2 separate regions of the Homo sapiens genome follow, and region 2 is linked to region 1. Evidence: chromatin loops called from intact Hi-C (ENCODE). Cell type or tissue: heart left ventricle. All regions are shown on one strand. Links, peaks and the distances in the headings refer to the core of each region. The heading gives the core; the rest is flanking DNA.

Region 1 (9,043 bases), core at 660-8,659:
GGATCTATGGCAGCCTGTGGCTCACCACACTAGACAGCTTGTTTATTTAGACTTGCTGTATGTGTTTATGGCTTTGTACCTTACTCAGGCTTTTCTCTCAGTCAGGCATATCCTTCTAAATGCTCTTCATCTTTTTTTTTCTTTTTCTTCATTTGCTCATTCCAACAAAGATGTATTGAGCTGTACTCTGTGCCAGGTGCCAGATTTGGGTGCTAGGTTACCATGGGAAGAAGGTAAATGCTTGTTGCAAGGGTCTTTCTGTGAGTGAGAGGCATTTACGGTCTGGGGCTAAAACATCATCTCCTCTAGAATTCTCTGTTCTCTTTCCAGTTCCGAGATTCATCTTAGAACTCCCACAGTCTTCCTTCCCCCTTGCCCTCCCCTCCCCTGCCCCTCCCCTCCTCTCTCTTTTTTTTGAGAAAAGATCTTGCTCTGTAGCTCAGACTGGAATACAGTGGGGTGATTATAGCTCACTGCAGCCTCAAACTCCTGGCTCAAGTGATCTTTCTGCCTCAGCCTCTTGAGTAGCTGGGATTTCAGGTGCATGTGACCATGCCAGGCTAATTAAAAAAATTTTTTTTAAAAATCAGAGACAGGGTCTCACTGTGTTGCCCAGGCTGGTCTCAAACTCCTGGCCTCAAGCAATCCACCCACCTCGGCCTCCCAAAGTATTGAGATCACAGGCGTGAGTGACCACACCTGGCGGTCCCACATTTCTTAAAACCTTTCTCACAGCACATTCCACAGCATGCCTTTTCTTTTCTTTTTTCTTTTCTTTTCTTTTCCTTTCCTTTCCTTTCTTTTCTCTTTTCTTTTCTTTCTTTCTTTCTTTCTTTCTTTCTTTCTTTCTTTCTTTCTTTCTTTCTTTTCTCTCTTTCTTTCTTTTTCTTTTCCTTTTTTTTTTTTTTCTTTGAGATGGAGTCTCACTTTGTCACCCAGCCTGGGGTGCAGTGGCGCGATCTCGGCTCACTGCAACCTCGCCTCCTGGGATCAAGTGATTCTCCTGCCTCAGCCTCCTAAGTAGCAGGGATTACAGGCACATGCCACCATGTCCAGCTAATCCATAGCATGCCTTTTAATTATGATTATTTGAGTTTGTGTTATCTGCTTCCTGTAGGGAATGTATGGGTTCATCTATGCCTTGTATGGACACTAACAAAATGGTTGCATTTATCTGAATAAATGGATGAAGAAGTTTTAAAAAGTCTACATATTAGGTAGATCATATATATTGTATCTATTTGGGATAGTCCAAATGATTAACAACTAAATTGAGAATTGAAAGAGCACTAACCTTGCATATTCTTTAACAGTCAGTAGCTTTAGATAAAAAAGACTTTCGAATGGGCAAAAAGCTTCCCTGCAGCCTGCGAAGATGTTAATTATAAGAAATAGCAATTTACATTATTTATAAGGAAGCTATTTACAGTACTTAGGCTTGTCAGACACAGTAGTTGCACAGCTCCATTCTTTCATTACAGTGAGAAGAATAAAGCAAAGTGACAAGGAAAGAGAAAGATATTATAATGGCTGCATCTAATTACAAGGAAGATAACACCTCTAAAATGTTAAAAATGCCTCAAATTCAATTTATTTATTTTATTTTTATTATTTATTTATTTATTTATTTATTTATTTATTTATTTATTTTGAGATGGGGTCTAGCTCTGTCGCTAAGGCTGGAGTGAAGTGGCATGATCTCGGCTCACTGCAACCTCCACCTCCCGGGTTCAGGCGATTCTCCTGCTTCAGTCTCCTGAGTAGCTGGGATTACAGGTGTCCGACACCACGCCCAGCTAATATTTGTGTTTTCAGTAGAGACGGGATTTCAACATGTTGGCTAGGCTGGTCTCGAACTCCTGACGTCAAGTGATTCGCCCACCTGAGCCTCCTGAAGTGCTGGGATTACAGGCGTGAGCCACGACACCCAGCCAATTTAATTTAAACTAAATAAAATGTAAACTTCCATCTTATCATAATGATGATTCAGAATATAACACCCATTTAAATATTCAGACAAGCTTCCAAAAACTACTGCAAGTTAAGCATTGTTAGCTTTAGTGTGTGCAAGGGGGAAAGTGACTAAGATGCAATGTTTCATAATTCAGGTATTTGAATTTGCTTAGTCACATTTTCTTTTACCAGTGACTTTGAAATACAAGTGTCTGCCCTATGATAAAGTTTGTTTGTGACAGTAGCCAGATTAGAAGGAAAAACACCACTTTGTCTTTTATTTTTTTCTTTCCTTTTCTGTGACCACTTTAATTAATTTTATCCTGCTGTTTCACTTTCATCAATATAATAGATAGCACTCAGTGGCAAATTACACCAGTTTTTGATCTGCAATGGACAAGTCTGCCATGTTAGAGCAAGAAAAAGATGAGAAAAAAGAGAATTTACCAAGCCGACTTTTAAAAATGTCTATTAATATTTTTGTAAATGCCCAGTGATTATTTCTCTAGGACTACATTCTTTAAAGCCTTACAATTTTTGTTGTTCACTTAGAGAACAAGATAAAATCTTTGTTGATCAAAGGATGATATCTACATCCTGATTAGAGAATTGGACTCCTACAGTGAGGTGTCATTGCGTCTCACTGCTTGCCAGGAAGTTTCTCTGGCTATAATTAACTGTGCCGATGAGCAAAATTATTTTCCTTCAAAGAATATTAGGGTACAGTAGACATGACATATTAGGCCAGCCTCACAAATTAGCACAGGCCCACAGAGCCTGCATAAAATTAGGTCAGACTTGAAAGATATCAGGCTGTGGTCCAATAAGCTTCTTAGTCTGAAATGGAAAATTGGGTTCACAGGGTGTTAGGGTCACTGTCTTTATTTAAGTGTGATAGAACTGGTAACAATTTTCAGGGTTAAAGACTGATTTTTCTAAGCCACCAAATATTTCTGGTTCTTCTCTTAGATAATTTATTGTGTTGCATAATTTATAGAAAAGAAGGTTCTCCATTTTCTCAATACTCATACTTTAATAAATTTAACTCTGACTTTTGCCTATAATACACAGGCTAAGAATAAACTCCCCAAGTATTTCCCTGGAGGTCTGTAGTTTCCCCATCAGAAGTAAAGTCTCCTAAAAGCCCTGTTTAAAATGCAAAGTATTTTGAGAGTTAACACTTCAGGCCACTAGTATGTATTAATGTCCTATGGTTAAGGTTGAGCAAAATGCACATTAATTTAGAATACAGAGATAATTAAAGTAAGGCTGGAATGTGCATAAATAGATGTAATCATAATTATTAGAGGCATAGACATCATGTCCACAGTTACAGACCTCAAGGTACAAATAGAGGAAAGAGAATGGATCAGCTGCATATTCAGTACTCCCTGGCTATCTGTGGGGGACTAGTTCCATGACACCCGCAGATACCAAAATCTGTGGATGCTCAAGCCTCTGATATGAAATGCTGTAGTATTTGCATATAATTTGTGCACATCCTTCAGGATGTTTTAAATCATCTCTAGATAACTAGTAATACCTAATACAGTATAAATGCCATGTAAATAGTTGTATTTTGTGTTATTTTTATTGTTGTATTGTTATTTCTAATTTTGTTCTGAATATTTACAATCTGGAGTTGCTTGAATCCACAGATGAAGAACCCGAGATTTGGAGGGCCAACTGTATTTGATTCTTAAACTGCTTGTCAGATATTTCTCTAATTTCAATTTGATTAATAAGCTTTGTTTTGGGGAGTGATCAATACAGCCTATTCATTTTGAGCACAGGCTTTGGAGTCACAAGTTCCCTTTGGAGGACCTGGTCGCTGACACTACGGTTGTACGCTGACTTTTGTCAAATGACTTAACCTCCTTGAGCTTTGGTTTCCTAAACTGTGAGATGGATATACTAATAGTATCCTAAGTTGTAAAGTAGTTATGATGATTAAATGAGATAAATGAAAGTACATGTTTCAAATGCTTAATGCCTGACACACGTTAATGGTCATGGTCGTCATCATTATCGTTATTAAGTGGCCAACATGGATAAAGAGTATAGTCTGGATTTGTGACCTTAAATTTTTGGCTCTAATATTCGCCAGCGCTCTGCTCAGAACATTCTCTGTTCGCATTTCATACAGCGGTGCCAGCGCACAACCAGGCAACGCCCTCAGGAGCATCATTGTTTTCTGGACCTGGTTCTTTCTCGCTCTGCCCTCCAGGGGCCGCTGTGTTTCTCGGAATGCGCGCGGGATGCCCGGTTGCCACGAGACCGTCGCCAGGCAACCGCGTGTACACATACTCCAGGCGGGCCGGGGCGCGTCAATATGGCGGCGCAGGGCTCCCCCTCGAGCTCTCCGTCAGACGACTCTACCACCTCGGGGTCTCTGCCAGAACTGCCGCCGACCTCCACCGCGACTTCGAGGTCGCCCCCAGAGTCGAAGGGGAGCTCCCGGAGCTCGCTGCTTCAGTGGACCTGCCCCGAGGACTCATTGCCCCTAGCCGTGTTTTATGGGCCGCTGGACGCGAAAAACCCGCTCCTGGCCTCTTGTGAGAAGGAGATCCAGGAGTTGTTAGGCTTTATGAGGAAAAAGAAGGCTTTAGCCACCACGGAGGAAGAGAAGCACGAATTCCGCCGGCGTTGGTAAGCGCTGGCGGGGCACTGGGGAGGGCGCCGGCCAGAGGAGGGACCCCTGGAAAGGGCTGGAGGATGCAGGTGGTGGCCCCAGAGATGGTTCAGCGTTGCGGACGCAGGGGCTGGCTGAAGGGCCCAGGAGAGACAAAGTTTAAGAAGTGGAGACTCGTCGCTCTTAACAATCCTTAATTCCTGGGAGCTGTTATATCTTGGCTTCCTGCTCAGGTCAAAATAAAAATCTACACAGAAATGTTTCATAACTCACCATTTGTTATTTGACCAGAAAAGAAAGATGGTAACATAAGCAGGAAAGAACCTTAAAAAGAGTTCGCAGTTTGCAGTAATAACATGGTGATAGAACTCCCAAAAAGGCAAACAGTTGCGCAGAATGAATAGCAAAATTAAGAAAAAGTCACTGTAATCCTAATAGCAATATAAGAAGGAATTAAAGTGCACATGTTCACAGGATGACATACTTCATTGTATCAAGAGCTAGCTTCATGAACCTGAGCTACCTCGAAGTTATTCCTTTTTCTCCATATACAAATTTATATACTCATAACATGGAAAGTTGTGAAACCCTTGAGCGAGCCAAAAATTTATACATGAATACAAAATACGAAAATTAGCTGGGCATGGTGGCACATGCCTGTACTCCCAGCTACTCAGGAGGCTGAGGCAGGAGAATTGCTTGAACCCGGGAGGCAGAGGTTGCAGTGAGCTGGGATCGCGCCACTACACTCCAGCCTGGGCGACAGAGCAAGACTCCTTCTCAAAAAATAATAATAATAAATAAATAAAATAAAATATTTTTTATTTATGCATATAACAACTATTTATTGAGCACATACTGTATATCAAGTGCTGTTCAAGGAACTAGGAAAACATCAAGTTAACAAAACATATAAGAATCCATGTCCTTATAGAGCATATGTTTTTGTGGGTATAAACAACCACTAAACAAATATGTAAGTAAATAATCTTACAAGGAGATGACTGCTAGGGAGAAAAATAGAACAGGGAATGGTGTTGGAGGATATGAGATGAATGTTGCAATTTTATCTTTTTTTTTTGAGACAGGGTCTCACTCTTGCACAGGCTGTTGTGCAGTGGCTCAATCCTGGCTCACTGAAACCTTGAACTTGGGGGCTCAAGGGATCCTCCCACCTTGACCTCCCAAAGTATTGGATTACAGGCATGAGCTACTGCGCCTGGCCTGAGTGTTGCAATTTTAAATGGGGTGGTGAGAAGCCTGGTTAGGGAAGGTCAGGAAAAGTTGCTTTTGAGAAAGATGAGAAAGATATGGGAGCAATTGATGAGGATTTTTGTGCAAAAAGTAGGTCACACAGGGAGAATGGCAGATGGGAAAGACCTGGGGTGGAATTGTATTGTGGGAAGAGCAAGAGGGAGGGAGATCAAGAGTTTACTTTTATAAAAATTGAGATGTGATTCAGCATCCAGGTGGAGCTACTATGTAGGTAGTTGGACATTTGAATCTGGAAGTCAGATGAGATATACATTTGGGATTCATATGATATTTAAATGATGACACTTGATGAATAGCTAAGGGAGTGTGTGTGTAAATGGAGAAGGGAAGAGTCCAAGGATTGAGCCCTGGGATGCTCCAGCATGGACAGGGAGAGGCAATAAGAAGAAACCAACAGAGACTAAGGAGGAGGGGCCAGTGGAAAACCATTAAGTGCCTGGTGTACTAGAAGCAGGTAGAGAAAGTATTTCAGGAAGAAAGGAATGATCAACTGTGGCAAATTCTGCTGACTGGCCAAGTAAGATGAGAACCAAGAATTGACCAAGGAAAGCCCATTATATACCTACTCTATATGCTTTATTTATTTATTTATTGATAGGGAGTCTCACTCTGTACCCCAGGCTGGAGTGTACTGCTGCGATCTCAGCTTACTGCAACCTCTGCCTCCCAGGTTTAAGCGATTCTTGTGCCTCAGCCTTCTGAGTAGCTGGGACTACAGGTGCCTGCTACCACGCCCGGCTAATTTTTGTATTTTTAGTAGAGATGGGGTTTCGCCATGTTGGCCAGGCTGGTCTCAAACTCCTGACCTCAGGTGATCCACCCGCCTTGGCCTCCAAGATTGCTGAGGTTACAGGCATGAGCCACCTTGCCCGGCTTATACATTTATATTTAAATGGTTTTTATCTTTGAACTTCATCTCCCCATCTCCACTACCAGCGTTCCAGTCCAAACCACCACCATTTCACATTTTCCCTGCAGCCACTCTGTCTCCAATCTATCCTTCACCTAGCAGTCAGGATGATCTTTACAAATCTTATCTAAAGTCTTTCTATTGCTTCCCATTGCTTTTGGAATAAACTTAAGAATTCTGATACTCTCCAGGGGCTGAGGTGTTGACCCTGCCTGCCTTTCTGAGCTCAGCTCATCCCTCACTTCTCTCTCAGGACTTTCCAGAGAAACAGGTCCTACTGTTTCTCACCCCAGAGCCTTTATATTTGCCATCTTTGTTGTCTGAATGTTCTTCCCCAAGCTTTTCAAAAATCTGGCTCCTTTTTTCAGGCCTCAGCTCAGTTGTCACCTCCTTAGAGTGGCCTTTCCTATCGAATGCAGATTCACTCATAGGTTTATATTTTTTAATCGATTTGTTTTCTTGTGTATTGTCTGTCTCATTAGGATGTAAGCTCCCTGGTGACTTTGGATGTGTTTCTTTTTCATTGCTGTATTTCTGGCACTTAGCCTGGGGGTTGGGACATAATAAACATTCAATAAATATTTAGTATTGAAAGGATTCAAGAGTTATTATCCTTGGCCTGGTGCAGTGGCTTACGCCTGTAATCCCAGCACTCTGGGAGGCTGAGGCAGGCAGATCACCTGCAGTCAGGAGTTCAAGATCAGCCTGGCCAACATGGCAAAACTCTGTCTCTACTAAAAAATACAAAAATTAGCCGGGCGTGGTGGTGTGTGCCTGTAATCCCAGCTACTCAGGAGGCTGAGGCATGAGAATCTCTTGAACCCAGGAGGTGGAGGTTGCCAGTGTGCCGAGATCATGCCACTGCACTCCACCCTGGATGACAGAATGAGACTCTGTCTCAAAAAAAAAAAAAAAGAGTTATTATCCTTATATTCTCAGTAATTGTGACTATTACATATAGGAAAGTAGACATGGGCCAGTCTATAAGTACAGAATCTGCGCCATCTTTAACAAGACTATAAGAATCACAAGCATTGGATTGACATGTGCCTTAACAGTCCAACCTCTCACACAATTTTGGCCTTTATTTATACAATAATTTTTACTGAGTGCCTGCTATGTGTGAGGAAATGTACTTGACACTGGTTACACAGTGGTGAACAAAATAGATATGGGAGTCAGTATTCATGGAGCTTATAGTCTAGAGAGGGAGATAGATGTTCAATGAGTCATTAGTCAATTCACAAACAACAAATGCTATGAAAGTAACTGCTGAGCACTTATATGTGTCAGGCTTCCTACTAGGCACTCTGGATACAGCAGTGAACCAGACAAAAGTCTCTGCCTTCTCAGACTTTATAGTCTAGAGAGGGAACTAGACAATAAACATCAATTATGTGTATTTTATGGTAATTTAGGAATGATAAATGCAGCTGGGTGCGGTGGCTCACGCCTGCAATCCCAGCACTTTGAGAGGCTGGATCACGAGGTCAGGTATTTGAGACCAGCCTGGCCAACATAGTGAAACCCTGTCTCTACTAAAAATACAAAAAATTAGTCGGGCGTGGTGGTGGGCGCCTGTAATCCCAGCTACTCGGCAGGCCGAGGCAGGAGAATCACTTGAACCTGGGAAGTGGAGGTTGCATTGAGCCAAGATCGCGCCAGTGCACTCCAGCCCAGGCGACAGAGTGAGACTCCGTCTCAAACAAACAAACAAAAAAACAAAACAAAGAAATGATAAATGCTAGAGAGAAAAAGAAGATAATCTATTCCCATTAGAAATTAAAAAGAAAAAGAAAAAGAGAAGAGGTTATGGAGTGGAAGATAGGAAGTTGCAATTTTCAATAAGGTGGTCAGAAGTAGATGACACTTAAAGCAGAGGCTTAAAGAGAATGTAGTGGGGACTTGCTTTCGAATGATTGGTAAGGGAGGTGCCATTAAGCTGAGATTAGAAGGACACCTGGGATTTGACTAGCCAAACAGAGAGGATGAATAGGGGGACAAAAATGCAGGAAGATCCTTGGCAGAACAGATCCATTCCTACTTCGGAGGAATGGACAGAATCCCATTTAGCAGAAGCAGAGTGAAAGAGGTACAACAGTATGAGGTGAGATTTAGGGGAATAATAGGACTTTGGAAGGTTTTAGAGGCCATTTTAAAGAGTTTGCATTTATTCCATTGGGTAGTTTTGGCAAAGGATTACCCTTATGTAATTTTTTTTTTTTTGAGACAGTCTCACTCTGTCAACAAGGCTGGAATGCAGTGGTGCAATC
Region 2 (9,006 bases), core at 1-8,000, 82 kb before region 1:
AACATCAATACATAGCTTTGTTTACAAAACAATTTTCCATATGTCTGAATTTCTGGACTATTTCTAATTATTTCATATTCCTTAAAAATTCTCAAAGAAATTAGATTACTGACCAAATAGAAAAAACACTTTTTGTCTGGGTTCATTCCCTGTTTTACTAGGCTGAATCATATAGGAAGTCTGTGTGTTTGTTTGCTTGTTTTGCAAGAAGAATAAAGCAAATTAAGCTAAGGACAGCAATCAACAATTTTCCCCCAATAGCAAAATAATTTTACATTTGGCAAAAATGAAGCTGTAGGCAAGAAAGGAGTTTTGTCAAAGGCTTTTTAAAACCTGCTTCAAAAATGAAACATCTAGCCAGGCCTTAACATTTATTTTTAATATTTTGTACCATCCCAACACCTGCAAAACAGCTATATACCATTGCATAATGATACAGTTGTACCCTGTCACTTAAAGCTTAATGGTAGAGATTTTACAGAGCAGATCTATTTGATATTATCAGAATACCTCCATAGATTTACAAGTTACAAATTTGGGGAGGGAAAATTTCTTCCCTATTTACATGTAAAATTTCAAATTTGGTGTACCAGATTTAACCCTAGAGGATGAATAACATCTGAGACATTTGGTCTCGTCCAGGGAGCGTTATAAAAAGCTTTCAGCAGAGTGATGTCATGTGTCCTTACAAGGGAAATGAATCCAGGAACCAAACTGAATCTTGGCAGTTAAGGGGGACAAAATTTTCAAACATTTTATTTTGAAATGAAAGTTTTCTCTAGTTGCTGACAAAATGCTTAGGGAGAGTTAGTTTCCAGGCTTCCAGTAAGACTGCATACACGTCTCTATTATGAGATTAAGATGGGATTAACTAGTTTTTTCTTCATTTCTTTTTTAAATGTAATATCAATACCTCTTAACTAGATTGATGTTCTGCCTCTGAGAAAAACCAGATGTGGGTCTTAATCAAATACAATACATTTAAAGTTTATTTGAGCTTTTTAAAAAAAAATGAAGCATAACATGAAGCCATTGTTTTTTGTTTTTGTTTTTGTTTTGTTTTGTTTTGTTTTGAGATTTTGAGATGGAGTCTCGCTCTGTTACCCAGGCTGGAGTGCAGTGTCACAATCTCGACTCACTGCAACCTCCACCTTCCAGGTTCAAGCAATTCTCCTGCCTCAGCCTCAAGAGTAGCTGGGACTACAGGTGCCCGCCACCACGCCTGGCTAATTTTTGTATTTTAATAGAGACGGAGTTTCACCATGTTGGCCAGGCTGGTCTCGAACTCCTGACCTCTAGTGATCCACCTGCCTCGGCCTCCCAAAGTGCTGGGATTACAGGTGTGATGAAGTCATCTTTAAGCTTTAACAAATGTCTTGCTTAAAAAAAAAAAAAGTTGGAAAGTGGGAACTGGGGCAGTATAGGTTTTCCCTTCTTAAGCAGGTTGAGAAGAAGAAGAATGTGGCAACTGGCCATTTCCCCAGGAGCTTGTGGGAATTATCACTATCTTTTTTCATCTTTTCATCTTTTGTTTCTTTTGAGACGGAGTCTCCCTCTGTCACCCAGGTTGGAGAGCAGTGGTGTGATCTCGGCTCACTTCAAGCTCCGCCACCTGGGTTCTAGTGATTCTCCTGCATCAGCCTCCCAAATAGCTGGGATTGCAGGTGACTGCCACCACACACAGCTAATTTTTGGTAGAGGCAGGATTTCAGTATGTTGGCCAGGCTGGTCTCAAACTTCTGACCTCAAATGATCTGCCCACCTCTGCATCCCAAATTGCTGGGATTACTGGCGTGAGCCCCCTCGCCTGGCCTTTTTCATCCTTTTTTTTTTTTTTTTTTTTTTTTTTTTGAGACAGAGTTTCACTCTTGTTGCCCAGGCTGGAGTGCAATGGTGCAATCTCGGCTCACCACAACCTCTGCCTCCCAGGTTCAAGCAGTTCTCCTGCCTCAGCCTCTCAAGTAGCTGGGATTACAGGCATGCATCACCACGCTCAGCTAATTTTGTATTTTTAGTAGAGATGGGGTTTCTTCATGTTGGTCAGGCTGGTCTCAAACTCCAGACCTCAGGTGATCCACCCGCCTTGGCCAACCAATCTGCTGGGATTACAGGCGTGAGCCACCGCGCCTGGCCTTTTCATCCTTTTTTTTTTTCCTTTTTTTGAGATGTAATTTTGCTTTTGTTGCCCAGGCTGGAATGCAATGGCGTGATCTTGGCTCACTACAACCCCCACCTTCCGGGTTCAAGAGATTCTCCTGCCTCAGCCTCCAGAGTAGCTGAGATTACAGGTGCCCACCACCATGCCCGGCTAATTTTTGTATTTTTAGTAGAGACGGGGGTTTCTCCATGTTGGTCAGGCTGGTCTCGAACTCCTGACCTCAGGTGATCCACCCGCCTCGGCCTCCCAAAGTGCTGGGATCACAGGTGTGAGCCACTGTGCCCGGCACCTTTTCATCCTTTTAATGGGAGAAGGGAGGGATGGTTTGTCATCTTTGAAATCTGGCCCAGTGATATGCTTTTAGGTAAGCTGATAGGACTGATTTGTAGTCTTCTAGTATTAGTAGTTCAGAAGTGCAAATTTCAGTAAACTAACTTTGCCTTGCCCTAGCCTACATGACTCCCAGGACCATCCTAGAATTGATATGATCTGTGAAGAAGACTAGAGCAAATATTTGGAATATAGATATTGGAAAAATGGAAAAATAAAAAACGAGGAAGAGGGGAAAGAAGACAAAAAAGGTAAGAAGCAGGGAAAAGGGAGAATTAAGTCTTATACAAGTTTTATTTCAGCAATAAGAAAGCTGCAGATGTTGTTAGTGTTAAGCTTCATGTAATAGAAAGAAAGAGTAGAAAAGCATAAATTAAGCAGGTCAGGGTTCTAGCCCTGAAGGAACATTGCATAGTAATAGGGCTTTGCAATCAGTTGGATTGGATGGGAGTCCTAATTTTGTCACCATGAGATTTTGCTAAATTACTTAACTAAAAGTTTCTCCATATGTAAAATTGGGTTAACAGTTTACTTGCCAGGTTGTAAGGATTAAATAAGATAATGAATGTAATGCATTGTATCTCAAGTTTTTCTGTTGTAAGTGACATGAATAACAACTCAAACAATACAGAAAGGGGATTTTGTTGTTGTGTGATTGAAAAGACTAGGGGCCGGGTGTGGTGGCTCACGCCTGTAATTCCCAGCACCTTGGGAAGCCGAGGTGGGTGGATTACCTGAGGTCAGGAGTTCGAGACCAGCCTGACCAATATGGTGAAACCCCTTCTCTACTAAAAATACAAACATTAGCTGGGCATGGTGGCATGCGCCAGTAGTCCCAGCTACTCAGGAGGCTGAGACAGGAGAATTGCTTGAACCTGGGAGGTGGAGGTTGCAGTGAGCTGAGATCACGCCACTGTACTCCAGCACAGGTGACAGAGCAAGACTCTGTCTCAAGAAAAAAAAAAAAAGACTAGGGATGGCGCAGACTTTAAGGTCATCTTAGCCAACAGCTGTCCCGATGTCATCAGAACCTGGTTCCTCTCCTTTCAGTTCTGCTTTTGGTGGCCTTGGCTCTCCACCCATTAGGTCAAAAGATGTCTGTAATATTTATAGCTCTAAGCTTCTAGGTTCAAGTCCCAAAGGAAAAAGGGAGTAACATCTTTAGTAGCACAAATATTAGCTTTATTTAGCTCAGCTTAAATCACTGACTGTCACTGTGGCCAAGGCAGATGAGTGATTGGCTAGGGCCTGGACATATGCTTAACCCCAAAGACAGGGTGGAGTCTGCCTCAGCTGAATCACATGTGCTGAGAGTATGGGAAGGGCGGTCCTCCCAAAACAAGAAACAGGTGCTTTTACCATAACTAGGGTGGTGGATGCGGGGCACCCACTTAATTAAAATGCAGGAAGCCAGGGATGAGTGGGCTTTATCACTAGCCAGATTCAGGAAGATTGTCTTTCATCTGGGCTTCTGTCTATGTGCCAACCTCATTCTTTATAAGTTCACTGACAGCTCTGAGATCACACCTTCACAGTTCCTAATCCAAGGGGAAGGAGGTCCATTTAGAAAATTCCAAGGAAAGACTCTGATTGGCCTGCATCATACTAATCAGAAGGGTCCCACCAGACTACATGGAATGGGGAAGACGCAGTTGTCCAAAGGAGTGGAGGGTGCTTCTAGCAGAAGTAACAGGTGTGGGGTGGAATGCACGACGGTCAGAAACCACTGGTGTCCACTATACATGGGTAAATGCCAAGGGCATAATCAGAAATTGAAAATCAGAGAGGGCCGGGCGTAGTGGCTCATGCCTGTAATCCCAGCACTTTGGGAGGCTGAGATGGGCAGATCATTTGAGGTCAGGAGTTCGAAACCAGCCTGGCCAACATGGTGAAACCCTGTCTCTACTAAAAATACAAAAATTAGCCTGGCATGGTGGTGGGCGCCTGTAATCCCAGCTTTTTGGGAGGCTGAGGCAGGAGAATTGCTTGAACCCGGGAGACAGAGGTTGCAGTGAGCTGAGATCACACCACTGCACTCCACCATGGGAGGCAAAGCGAGACTCCGTCTCAAAAAAAAAAAAGAGAAAAAAAGAAAATTAGAGAAAGTATAAATTTTGACAAGTATAGGAGGGCAAAACAAAAAAAGGGACAAGTGAAGGGATAAACAAGTTGATACTGTAGGATACTACTCAGCAATAAAAAGGAATGAATTACTGATACATCCAACAACATGGATGAATCCCAAAATAATTACGCTGAGCGAAAGAAGTCAGACCAAATAAAGAGCACACACTGTATGGTTACATTGTTATAAAACTATAGAAAATGCAAAATATAGTGACAAAAAGCAGATCAGTGGTTGCCTGTGTCTGAAGAAGGGAAGGATTACCAAGGCGCATGACACTTGTGGAGGATGACAAATGTGTTCTCTTTTTTAAATCATTGTGGTGATGGCTTTATGGGTGTACACTTATCAAACTGGACACTTTAAAGATGTGCAGTTTATTGCATGTTAATCTTTCGGTTAAAAACAGAAAGAGAATGGGATCCAAAACACTGTGCTGTTTAATGGCCATTTGAAACCACTGTATTATCTGACCTGTCTGTACAAGCCTGAATTTTTCAAAACACACTGTTAAAAATGTGGGCTTTCTGTAAGTATATCTATATAGAAGTCACATCGCTTAACCCATAGTTGGTTTCTAGCCTCAGGGTCAAAGAAGAGGTTAATATAAGCTATAAGTATACTTTAAAAATACTTCTTTTTTCTTTTTTTTGAGATGGAGTCTTGCTCTGTCGCCAGGCTGGAGTATAGTGGCATGATCTTGGCTCACCACAACCTCCATCTCCGGGGTTCAAGTGATTCTCCTGCTTCAGCCTCCCAATTAGCTGGGATTACAGGCACGTGCCACCACACCCAGCTAATTTTTGTATTTTTAGTAGAGAGGGGGTTTCACCATGTTGGCCAGGATGGTCTCGATCTCTTGACCTCGTGATCTGCCTGCCTTGGCCTCCCAAAGTCTGGAATTATAGGCGTGAGCCACTGCGCGCCCAGCCAAAATATTTTTTTTGACATTTTATCTCTGTAGTGCAAGAGTGTAGCAGTGGGCAACAGTGAGTGAGGCGTGCCTGAAACCTACTTAACTCTATGTAAAATATTGACCTGGTAAATCCAGGATATCCTGTTAAAGCAGACTGTAATATGCAATAAATGTCAGTTCCCTTCTCCCTCTACTTCCTCAATGTGGAAATAATCTGAAAAGTTTGAGATATTGTTCCATCTCATGTGTGTATTTAATGTAAATTTGCCTCTTTTTATATTCCTAGTCTGAACTGTAGATCATCTGTGCAATTAAAGGTGCTTTCCTTCTAGGCAGGGAGAAAATTGCCATTAGGTAGGATATCTTATTTCTTTGGGCACCCTGATACTCAAAGTCATTAGATAAATCACAATTAAAATTGTTTTCTTGAGCTCATAACAATTACTCATCCTTAAATTCTAGTTTGATTGGAAGGCATCAGAAGTGCTGATGCCTTCTGCAAATGCAAAGACATTTCCAAAGACCACTTGTGTTGTTTACAAGATCATTTTCTTATAGTGTTAAGAAAAAACACTTAGTAATGTAATCTGTTTAAAAAGATTTTTGAAGAATCGTGGTGTGTAATGAAAAAATAAAAAATAAGATAAAATAAAATAAAAAGTTATTTTACATGTTGGGATCATTCACATCATTTTAAATGAACCCACTGATAAGGTAGTCAGTGCCTGTCTGTGCATCATGCTTTATTCCTTTACTACTTTCTATCAACTGCTAGGCATGATGGAATAAAATATTTCAGGCCTTTTTTATTTCACATAAATGTTCTAAAAAATTTTAGCATGATGCAGCAGAATATAGAATTCAAAGTGGGACAGGTGTTGTGGTTCATGCCTGTAATCCTAGCACTTTGGGAGGCCAAGGTGGTAGGATCGCTTGAGGCCAGAAGTTCCAGACTACCCTGGGTAACATGCCAAGACCTGGTCTCTAAAAAAGAAAAAAAATTAGCCTGATGCAGTGGCTTGCACCCGTAGTCCCAGCTACTCAGGACATTGAGGCGGGAGGATCACTTGAGCTCAGGAGTTCAAGATTACCATGAGCTATGATTGTGTCACTGCACTCCAGCCTGGACAGCAGAGTGAGATTCTGTCTCTAAAAAAAAAAAAAAAAAATAGTGAAAGGAACCTGAGCCTGGGTTTAGATCTGGGCTCCACCATTAATTGTAAGATATTGAGAAAGATAGTTAATCTTCCTGAGCTTCAGTTCCTTCATATGTAAAATGTTTGTATCTCATAGGGCCTTTCATGAGGATTCAACATGACACCAAATATAAAAGTGCCCACCAATAATTGGCACTTTACAGGCAATGAGTAAACGTTAGTGTTCTTCCTTCCACTCCCGCACACCATGACTGCAAAAGTCATGGAAAAAAATACTTTGAAGAAAATGCATCTAGGAAGGCAGAGTTTATAATGCTCAAAAGAAGTCATCTGTCTTCTATGGAGATGCACTACAATATTTAGCAAAAAGTAAAGCAGAAAAAGAAACATTTTTTGCTTGAAGATTTGCAGCCCCATTTAGGCCAAAAAAAAAAATCTATGTTTATTTCTTAGTGTATTATTCATCATAAGTATTACCTAACATTCGGAATATGAAGGGTCAGTAATAGCTACTGTGAACAAAATACATGTCGTTTGTGATCTGAAAAGATTCTCCTGTAAGGGGACCAAAGCACCTGAACCACAGATTCTTATTTACCTGCTTTCTATAACCTGTATTTACAAGTACAGCTATAAATCTAAATTTATTTTATCGGAGGAACTCAAACAATTTTAGGATTGGAAACTAGAAGTTATCTAACTGTCATATATACTTTTTTTGAGACAGAGTCTTGCTCTGTTGCCCAGGCTGGAGTGCGGTGGTGAATCTCAGCTCACTGCAACCTCCGCCTCCTGTGTTCAAGCTATTCTCCTGCCTCAGCCTCCCAAGTAGCTGAGACCATAGGTGTGCGCCACCAAGCCCAGTTAATTTTTGTATTTTTAGTACAGACAGGGTTTCACCATATTGGCGAGGCCGGTCTCGAACTCCTGACCTCAAGTGATCCACCCCCGGCTTGGCCTCCCCAAGTGCTGGGATTACAGGCATGAGCCACCGCACCCGGCCTCATATATACTTTTCAACTACCATTTCCTTCAAGAATTCCTTCAAACAATTTATATTTCATGTCTACAATGAACCAGGCACTGTAAATAATGGAAACATGACACAGGCAATGTCCCAGTCCTCAAAGGGCTTAGTGTCTATCGGGGTGAAGAAGGTCTGGCCATAACTTAAAAAGAGCTAATAGCCTAAGATAAAAGTTTGAATATGCTGCTCAGTAGAAGAGGGGGACTTCTAGCTGGGAGAAGTGGTAGGAGTAGGAAACCAAAGCAGGTTACATTGCTTAAGAGACAAGTTGATGAGCACTTACTGGTGCCTAATTAGGAATCTAGCATTGAGTGCTATAGAGAATGCAGCAGTACCTTAAGTGGCAATCCTTGGCCTCAATGAATGCATAATATGTAGTTTGACCAAATATCTTAGCACAAAGCAGAATTTGGAAGGAAGTCAACCTATTTCTATTCGTTCTATAGCTTCTGACATATTTACTTCAAATGTTAATTGTTTATTAACAGTAAAACTACATGCAAGGTTTTTTATTTGCTTACCTGAGAAACACTGCCTTTCTTTTTGTATCTGATTCCTGCCTTTTGCTGTTTTGCAAACTGAATATCTCAGCTTTTTCCTGCAGGTCACATACTTCCAAATCAGATTGAGACAAGTCTGTATGGTTCACACAAGTGACACCAAGCTAGCAAAATACAACAGGCTCAAACTATGCTGGAATTGAGCCTGAGGGGGACTGATCAGTTTTATTCAAAACAGAGAATGAACTGGAATGAGAAGAAGCTTTAAGTAGACTTTGAAAAGATGATAGAGGAAGAATGGAAGAAAAAGTCATTAGGTTTTTAAGAACTTTCCACTTTTCCCATATAATATAAAATATTAATTTATCTCTTCCCCTTTTATCTTTTTTTGGTAAACACTTTTAAAATCATACATTAGCAACATCATAAAAAAATTTAGAAATGAAAGAAAATTGCCCATAACTTTACAACTCCAACACAGTAACTTGTATCATTTTGGAGTATTTCTTTTTAGCCTTTATTTCATATTCATATATGCTTTAATAGTATACAGGTAGATTTGTATTATGTTCTTCATTTGTCATTATCGTAAATACTTGTTCCTGTTGCTATAGAGTCTGCATGATTATTCTATTTGTTGGCTGCCTAATACTCTGTGACCTGTGTTTTGTGAACCTTCCCTAACTCCCTGCAAAGTCTTTCCCAAAACGTGCCTAGGAGTCATTGGAGTGAAGGGGTGCCACTCTTGTTTGGGGTCCTGCCCAGTCAGCTACCATATAGATCATTTAATTCC

The links. A loop is a pair of places that touch in the nucleus more often than their neighbours do. Peaks named below come from ENCODE experiments on the same cell type or tissue, not always from the same donor. Only the 100,000 strongest peaks of a DNase experiment are listed, where the experiment ranks them.
Region 2: a loop joins it to region 1, with 4 times the contacts of the local background. A loop is called at or near these places in 48 of 110 quality-filtered maps.

The regions. Positions count from the first base shown.
Region 1 is chr12:96,485,325-96,494,367 of GRCh38, forward strand. It overlaps CFAP54 (cilia and flagella associated protein 54), which reads left to right and starts at 4,253. Exons shown (of 68, transcript NM_001306084.2): 1 at 4,253-4,602. The coding sequence starts at 4,286. RefSeq lists enhancers at 18-67, 78-217, 4,292-4,501 and a silencer at 4,107-4,401. In heart left ventricle, for the core only: CTCF peaks have their summits at 4,171 and 4,374; a DNase peak (open chromatin) is centred at 4,217; H3K4me3 peaks cover 937 bases; H3K27ac peaks cover 328 bases.
Region 2 is chr12:96,404,250-96,413,255 of GRCh38, forward strand. No RefSeq gene overlaps it. Among named protein-coding and RNA genes, the nearest start is that of CDK17, 8.3 kb to the left of the region's middle. RefSeq lists an enhancer at 3,445-3,494. In heart left ventricle, for the core only: no CTCF peak of the experiment used is centred there; no DNase peak of the experiment used is centred there.